3 separate regions of the Homo sapiens genome follow, and regions 2 and 3 are each linked to region 1. A link is a contact called in ENCODE Hi-C or POLR2A ChIA-PET data. All regions are on one chromosome and are shown on one strand. Each heading gives the region's core, a stretch centred on a gene start or an enhancer-like site at or near the end of the contact. The rest is flanking DNA. Distances are from core to core; before and after follow the strand shown.

Region 1 (2,621 bases), core at 39-2,538:
AAAATACCAAAGGCCATACATAATGTCTGACCCAAGCTGCCACCTCATATAGCAACTTCTTACATGGGGGCTTTAAAAAGATTGTTTGACTGGTCTACTGTCCTGCAGTGTCAGGAGACGGCTTTGTCTGACATATTGAATTTCCAGTGTCTCTCACACTTCCTCCTTTTCAGATGCACAAAAGGTTTTTGTAAAGTTTCTCTTGGTTTTACCGCTGGCAGCTACAGAAACCATGCCACAAGTCTGGTGTAGAGTTATAGGGTGTGATTTTATTTGACTGGTATCTTCAGAGCTTCTGGATTTTTCAGTATAACCGAGAATTTCCTTAAGAGCTGTAAATAAAAATCGGTACCAGTTCGAACCCTTTACTGGCCCGGTTTTGTGTGAGGTTGGCTGGCTGCTGTAGCACGTTCTCCCCCTCCTCCTCCTCCTGCACCCCCTCGGTTCCCTCCTCTGCCTGCGGGAATACCACTTCAGGGCGTTCAGCAGCCTTCCCAGGGTGGGTCCTGGCCTAGTACCCTAAAACTATAACCGAGAATACCTATCATTGGGCAGCCTAGGAAACGCGACTGGGACTTTTAGTAGGGGCCCCTCACCGCTCTGAAGCACTCACACTTGAGTCAGGGAACATGGGTTTGAATCCCCACCCGGCCGTTTATCTTGTGCTCTTGGGCACACTGTGTCCCCTATATAAAATAAGCACCCATCTCTTCATCTGTCTCCTAGGCCTGCGACGATGCAATGACTGCACGCAAAGCGCACATTCACGGTCAGGTCACTTCTGGCGTCCGGCTGTGGTCCCCGCAGGGTGCCCGCCGGCGGAGCGCATCCTCCGGCAGGGGGCGAGCTCCGCACCCCGCTTTCCTCATGGGCCGGCGCGGCCCGCCGTTCAAGTGGGGAGCCCAGAGGTGCTCCGCGCCGTGGGCGGGGGGCGGTTGGCGCGCACAAGGCCGGACTCCGGCGGGGCGCACCTCCACACGCACCCTCGCGGGCAGCGGGTCGGAGTCGGGGCCTCGGGCCGGCTGGGGGCGGGGCATGGGCGCGGCGCGCGGGGCCCGGAACGCCGAGACAATGCGGCGCGCGGCGGCCAGGAACGGCTCGGCGGGCCGGGGCGCGCGCCGCCTTCCTTCCTGCGGGATCCGCTTCCCGGCGGCGCGGCAGCGGCGAGCGCGCCGATTGGCGGCCCGGTCCTCCCGCCGCCCCGCCCCACGCCCGGCCGGCCGCCGCCCCCGGCCCGGACCCGCCCCTCTCCGCGGGAGGCGTCGGGGCCCGCGGCTGGGTGGCGGGTAGTTCCCGCCGGCTGTGCGCGCCCGCCTCGGGGCTCGCTCTGAGAGGACGCGGCGGCAGCGGACTCGGAGCCCTCGGCGCGCAGGCGGGCGGACCGGCCGAGCTGCGCGGGGCTGCGCGCCGCCCCTGCTCCGCCGCCAGGCCCCGCGCGGCTCCCGCGCCCGGCGCTCCCCTTTGTCCGCGGGCCGGAGCGGCGGCGGCAGCGGCGGTGTCCGAGCGGCGGTCGGAGCCTGCTGCGGCAGTTGAGGCGGCGGCGCCCCTGCGGCTGTGCGCCAGCGCCCTCGCGCCGAGGCGATGCCGGACCAGATCTCCGTGTCGGAATTCGTGGCCGAGACCCATGAGGACTACAAGGCGCCCACGGCCTCCAGCTTCACCACCCGCACGGCGCAGTGCCGGAACACTGTGGCGGCCATCGAGGAGGTGAGGCGGCCTGCGCGGCGGCTCCGGCCGCAGGTATCCCGCGCCCCAGCCCCGCCCGCCGCTCCCGCATCCGCATCCCGAGAAAACTTTCTTTGCTCCGAAGCCGGACGCGGCCGGGCCAACCCTGCCCGAGACAGAAGCCCTTTGTTCCCGCCTAGGTGGCTCGGAGGAGATGGGTGATGGCCACCTTGGGCCTCTTTAAGACCTCCCCTCTCTCGGCCTCGTGGCCCTCGCGGGGTTCCGCGGCCTGGTCTTTTCCCCGCAGCGCGGCCAACTTTGTCCAGAGTCGGGGTCCGCGGCGAGCGGGGGATCCCGCTGCCCGCCGCCGCCCGCCGCCGCCCGGGGTCTTTGGTACCCGGTGCGGACCTTATCAACTTGTTCTTGAAGTGGACCGGCGGGGGCAGCTCCGCGCTCCGAGCTCCCCGCCGCAGCCCCCGAGCGCCGCAGGGCCCCCACCCTCGGGTCCGCGGGTCCGGGGCATCCCGGGCTGCCCGGGAAGGCGTGCCCGCCTCAGCCAGGGCGGCCTGGCTGCGCTCCACCCGTGCCCGGAGAAGGAACTGCGGGCAAGGTGTGTGAGAGTCGGCGCTTCTGGGTCCAAGAAGCCTCCAGGAGCCGCTCCCCGGTTACCTGGGTCTCACCTGCTTGAACCCGGAATGCCGCCCTTCCCCCTCAACCTGGAAAAGGCCTGGTTTTAGTAAAGTGCTCTCAAGGTGCAAAGTCATCACGCCTAGCTGCTAAGCAGTACGCTCTCCAGGTCCTGGGGAGAGGAACACGTAGGAACGAAGAAGCTTGGTTGAAAATTAAAGCCGTGGGGAAAGGGGCAGAGTCTGTGAGTCCAGGGGCCACCGTTGGCTGTGGTTTGAGGCACATCCTCACCTGCAGTCCTCCTTTTCCTTACCCATCAAACGGGATTA
Region 2 (2,621 bases), core at 71-2,570, 640 kb after region 1:
CCTATAATCCCAGCTACTTGGGAGGCTGAGGCAGGAGAATTGCTTGAACCTGGGAGGTGGAGGCTGCACTGAGCTGAGATTGAACCATTGTACTCCAGCCTATAGAGATGAGGACTCAATATGTTGGGCAGGCTGGTCTCCAACTCCCGCCCTCCAGCAATCTGCCCGCCTTCGCCTCCCACAGTGATGGGATTACAGGCACCAGCCACCACAGCAAGCCTTTGTGGAGCCTATCGAAGCTTGCTTTCTCTTTTATTAATTTCTCTTTTTTAAACATTTCCTTCATCCCATTATTTTTCAGTTTAATCTTTTTTCTAACTTCTTGGGATGTACGATTATATCAAAAATCCTCTTCTCAATGAGATCTCTCTTGAACATCACATTTCAGACTGAAATCACCTTGTTGTTCCCATTCTCCTCTCCTCTTTATTTTTCTCCTTGGAACTCACCACCACTTAACATACCACATATTTTCCTTATTTATTTTTGTCTCTCCCCATCAGAATACAATCTCCATGAAGGCAAGGACTTTTGTTTACTTTGTTCACTGCTGAATCCCCAGGACACAAACCAGTTCCTGTTTAATAAATAAAACAAGGAATGAATGTGTTAGATGAAGAAACAATAAGAGCTAAATTTATTGAGCACTTACTGAGACTCAATTATATTCACTCATGCATTTATTTATTCAGTTATTTACTTATGCAGAGAAGGGGTCTCGCTTTGTTGCCCCGGCTGGTCTCCAACTCCTGGCCTCAAGCAATCCTCCCGACTCAGCCTCCCCAGGATTACAGGCGTGAACCAGCACGCCCGGTGGAGACTCAATTATAAGGGGCTCACAGATAACATCTAATTCTTACAGAGGAGTAAACTGAGGCACAAGTAAGCAGGAGAGCCGTGATTAGAAACCTAGGTCTAACTCACAGCCCGTGAGCTTTCCTCCAAGCCCCGAGGCTTCCCCTTAAAAAAGCCAGCAAGGGGCGAGACTCGGAGGGCAGAACCCACGGAGGGCGGAACCCACAGAGGACAGAGCCCGCGCTCGCGAGCACGGCCTTGTCCGACCCCCCGTGCCGCCGGAGGAGCAAGTCTGTCTTGGAATGAATGATCGTCGGAACGGAGCTTGATCAAACCACTCAGCAGTAGGCGTCGCCCACTTTCTTATTGGTTGGTTTTGGTTCTCAAGAGTAGGAAAGTTAGGTAGTCCGCGAGGGGTCTGCGAGCTTTGCGGAGCCTCGCCCCCGAGCGCGCGGTTTCCCTGCCGCGCAGGCGCACGGAATCCTAGGCGCGGATCTCGCGTTTCCGGCCGGAAGCTTCTCCAGCCTTTCCCGGAAGCTGCGCTCGCTACCCGGGTAACGGGTCCCGGCTGTGGAAGCTCCCGCGGCGCCGCGATGGACCTCGAGGAGGCGGTAAGGAGGCGGTGCACCTGGCGGGCCACGATCGCCGGGGCCGGAGGAGAGAGAAGCTGAGGAGGAGCGGCGGAGGACGCCGCGGGTTGGGGCGGCGACGCCACCGGCTGGAGGAAGGCGGGGCGGAGGGCTGCAGGGCGGGCTAAGGACTGGGGCTGGCCGGCCGCATGCGCGCGCGGCTTTGGTAAAGAGGCTGGAGTTTCTGGCTCGGCGAGGTTGTGGGGGAGGGAGGGTGTGGTGTTTGTCGTTATGGGTGTGTTTAAGGATGAAGCTGTGGGTTTTGTGGGGTGGCCACCCACAGGGCTCATCCTCGAGACTGGACCACCCACAAGTTCCCTTTAATGCTGGGGTGGGTGAGGGAGGGGCAGGGGTTGGAACCTGAGATGCCGCCGGGTAACCCCTGTCGGTCTCTCCGGGAATCCTTGCCACTGTCTCCAGCAGGGATTCTAAATTCGGGTTTGGGAACTCCCCAAATTGTCCAGCTATCATTCATCGTAGTGTTAGTACGGGGTCACTGAACACTTTACCAAGTTGCCAAAATTGATTTGGCATGCATTTTGTTTTGTTTTAGGTACTACGTAAAATGGCACATTTTTGTTTTTTATTTTTGAGACAAGATCTCACTTCTTCCCCCAGGCTGGAGTACAGTGGCACGATCACGGCTCACTGCAGCCTCGAATCCTGGGCTCGAGAGATCCTTCCGCCTCAGCCTTCCAATGAGCTAGGGCTACAGACATGCACCACCAAGCCCGGCTAATTTTTTTTTTTTTAATTTTTTGTAGGGGCAGGGGTCTCGCTATGTTGTCCAGACTGGTATTGAACTCCTGGGCTCAGGCGATCTTCCTGCCTCAGCCTCGCAAAGTGCTGGGATTATAGGGGTGATCCCCCGCCCTCGGCCAAATGGCACACGCTTTGATGGTATTAAATGATACTCGATAATTAGATCAATGCTAACAACAAGTCAAACTCCAAAGAGTTGGGGATCAGAGAATTAGGCCTGTATATACAGGAGCAGTACGGTCTTATAGTAGAGGCTTAAAAAATGTTTACTGATGATGGTTGGCTAACTTCTGTAAATGCTAGGCTGATGAAATGAATAATTGTAACTCACCATTAGCTAGCGTATACCCAGACTAGGGATCATGTCTGGTCTGTTTTGCTCACCATTGAATCCCCAGCACCTAGTAAAAAGCCTGGTACACACATAGTTGATAC
Region 3 (2,621 bases), core at 32-2,531, 590 kb after region 1:
CAATGCTGCTGGCTCAGGGACCACACTTTTCACAGTGAAGCTTTAGAGCTCATTATCTTCCAGGAAGACAAATGCAATACAGGTGTTGCCTGTAGCCAATGCTTCAGCAAATGCTATGGATGCTGCGACTCTGAAACTGGCTGCACCTGCCCAGCAGTCCTGTGAGAGAGTCTGTTAATAAGTAGCAAAGTAGACTCCTCACTGAGGAGGGCAGTTCAGGGACTCGGAAGTCAGGGATGCCCAGAAGGTACACAAGGGGGCTGGGAATCCAGGCTGCAACCTCTAGGCCCAGAGGCCTGGGTGCCAGGCTCAACACAGTTGCTGCTCGCCCAGTGACCTCACGTGAGACACCTCCTCTCTCTGGGCCTCTGCACCTACTCTGGGTGGTACTATCTGCCATGAGAGTGAGATGGGAAACTCTTCCAAAGAAAGGAGGGCTGGATGCTGGTGAGTTGGCATTATTGGCAAGAGCAGATATGATCAGCCCTGACCATGGGCCAAACACCATTCTGCCCACTTTCTCTGTATCAGTGTGTTTAACCCTCAGGGCGACCCTCAGAGGTGGGCACTGTTCTTATTACCTTTTCACACAAGAGAAAACTGAAGCCCAGAGGACGCAATTGCTGTTAAGACCCCAGGCAGTCTGGCTCCCAGCCTTCTACTGAACCCTCTTGTCACTCTGCCTCTCCAGCCTGAAGCTCTGGAACCGTAATAGGTTCATGGCCTGACCCGTGCAGGAAGTCAATATGCAAGATGCCGCATTGCAGCAGAGAGAGAGGTCTAATCAATGCAGGGCCACCAAGTGAGGAGATGGGAGGAAACCCCCAATCCATCATCTCCCCAGGGAGTTCGGGGCTCGAATTTTTAAGGGTTTTGAAGTGGGTCAAAGTGTGGAGGTCCTTGATTGGTCGAAGAGTGCAGTCACGGGACAAGGAGATGAAGAAACCTCACTGTCACGCGGATTCCGTTCCTCTGTGGGGGTCTTCGAGCTGGTTGGCATCAGCTGTTCTGATGGAATTCAGGATCTGCTTAAGCAATTCTTAAACAAAATTCCTATGATTCTAAGGTCAGAGATCCTATCAATAGGAACCATGGGGATGTGAACTGTCCGTACCTAGGGCTACGTGACTTTTGGTTACAAGGAAGTGGGTCAAAGTACAGCCTGATGAATGCTTAATTATAGCTATATGACTGTCCGCAGTTCTTGTTAACCCTGTGAGGCTGGCTTCAGCTGGGTCTGCACTAGGTTAAGAAAGGGAGAAGAAGGGTGGGGACCTCAGCCCTTCCTTCCTGCCCAGACCACAGCCTGCAAACCTCCTCGGGTCCCCTCTGGCTCCAGGGCTCTCGCTGCAGACAGATCAGAAAGGACTCTGGGTCTGTCCCACCCCAGCCAGGCAGCCCAGAGCCCTCAGAGCAGGTGCTGCCCAAATGTTCCTGGGCATGGTGGGACCTTCTGCTAGGCAGGCTCTTCCTCATAGATTTGGGGGCTGCTTGTTTTAGGTTTAAAACAACCTGAGCTTCCCCCAGCCAAGTCCCTATCTCATTGTGTTGCCGTGGTCTGTTTGCCTGTCTGTCTTGTCCCCTAAACTTTGCACTCTCAGAAACGGGGCTGTGTTCCCTCCTCCCTAGGTCTCCAGCTCAGTGTCTTGCACACAGTGGGTGGTGAACTGACTTGCTCCTAGTTTCCCCTCTAGAGGTGCTGGGATGCAGTGACAACGCGCTTCCAGATCTTGCCACCAGAGGGCAGGAGCGCACAGCAGCCGAGTGTGAGCAGCGCGGCAGAGAGCAGGTCGGGCTGGGTGGGTCCCTGGACATCCAGCCGGCAGGGCAGGGAAGGGCCAGGCGCAGAGGGTAAATGAGGACAGGGCCTTGGGGGAGTCTCTTCATTTCCCATGCCGATTCCAGAGACTTCTTTTCTCTTCCTTCCCTTCCATTCCCCTGCCATCTCTTTTCCACTCCCTCCCCTTCCATGTTGACCAGGGTCCAATTTTGACTTTGTGTGACTTTGGGCCAGAAACCTCTTCTCTCTAAGTTGTAGTTTCCTCGTCTGTAAAATGGGGAAGTAGTGCTACCCAATTCTGGGCAGTTCCCTATCTTCCCTTCCTCAGGCTTTGGGACCCTCTGTAGGGCCACGCTTCTCGGCTCTTAGTGGGGAGCTCCAGACTGTGACCCAGGCAAAGCCAGGGGCCCTTTGAAGTGAGCTGCCTCCTCTGCCCCCTGCCTGGGAGAGGACACCTGCAGGCCTGGCCCTGTGGGGCCAGGTGGGCTGGCAGAGTGGATGGGCTGGGAGCTGTGGCAGCTGTGCCGGGTACACACAGGACATCAGCTGGGCCTGTTCCACTCAAGCATAGATGAGCAGGCAGGCATGAATGAATGAATGAATGAATGAATGAATGAATGAATGAAGAGTGAATGAATGAGTGAATGAATGGGAGAAATTCAGGCATGGCTTCAGAATACTTGTAGCAAAGGGATTTTCATACCCACTGCCAGTGGAACCTGGAAGCCTCCTAAGCCTCTCGGAGCCCAGCTTGAGTGGAGTCCACTGGGGGCTTGTCCTCTTTTTGAAGCCTCTTGTCCCTTTTGGACTCCTCACTGGCAGAAGCCTAAGAGACCCTTAG

What was found. A loop is a pair of places that touch in the nucleus more often than their neighbours do. ChIA-PET counts read pairs that join two places held with the same protein, here RNA polymerase II (POLR2A). Pooled maps may share reads with other maps.
Region 2: a map with no recorded cell type shows a loop between it and region 1 (4-fold over the local background). The contact joins the promoter of TAF1B here to the promoter of ASAP2 in region 1. A Hi-C loop is called at or near these places in 1 of 37 single-sample maps with no recorded cell type and 2 of 50 pooled maps. POLR2A ChIA-PET finds 5 or more read pairs at or near these places in 2 of 52 experiments (H1 and activated CD4-positive, alpha-beta T cell).
Region 3: a loop to region 1 is called in a map of CD4-positive, alpha-beta memory T cell, with 11 times the contacts of the local background. The contact joins the enhancer-like site here to the promoter of ASAP2 in region 1. A Hi-C loop is called at or near these places in 2 of 168 maps with a recorded cell type or tissue (CD4-positive, alpha-beta memory T cell and naive thymus-derived CD4-positive, alpha-beta T cell), 1 of 37 single-sample maps with no recorded cell type and 8 of 50 pooled maps. POLR2A ChIA-PET finds 5 or more read pairs at or near these places in 2 of 52 experiments (MCF 10A and activated T-cell).

What each region holds. Positions count from the first base shown.
Region 1 is chr2:9,205,524-9,208,144 of GRCh38, forward strand. It overlaps ASAP2 (ArfGAP with SH3 domain, ankyrin repeat and PH domain 2), which reads left to right and starts at 1,289. Exons shown (of 28, transcript NM_003887.3): 1 at 1,289-1,707. The coding sequence starts at 1,582. RefSeq lists enhancers at 438-1,370, 1,371-2,301 and silencers at 819-1,078, 825-1,008.
Region 2 is chr2:9,842,154-9,844,774 of GRCh38, forward strand. TAF1B (TATA-box binding protein associated factor, RNA polymerase I subunit B) reads left to right here and starts at 1,321. Exons shown (of 15, transcript NM_005680.3): 1 at 1,321-1,406. The coding sequence starts at 1,389. RefSeq lists a silencer at 1,602-1,681.
Region 3 is chr2:9,798,115-9,800,735 of GRCh38, forward strand. No RefSeq gene overlaps it. Among named protein-coding and RNA genes, the nearest start is that of TAF1B, 44 kb to the right of the region's middle. RefSeq lists enhancers at 1,702-2,537, 2,538-2,621. Within about 2 kb of position 1,282, at least 13 of the 41 ENCODE cell types and tissues checked have a DNase peak (open chromatin) inside an H3K27ac peak, as active enhancers do.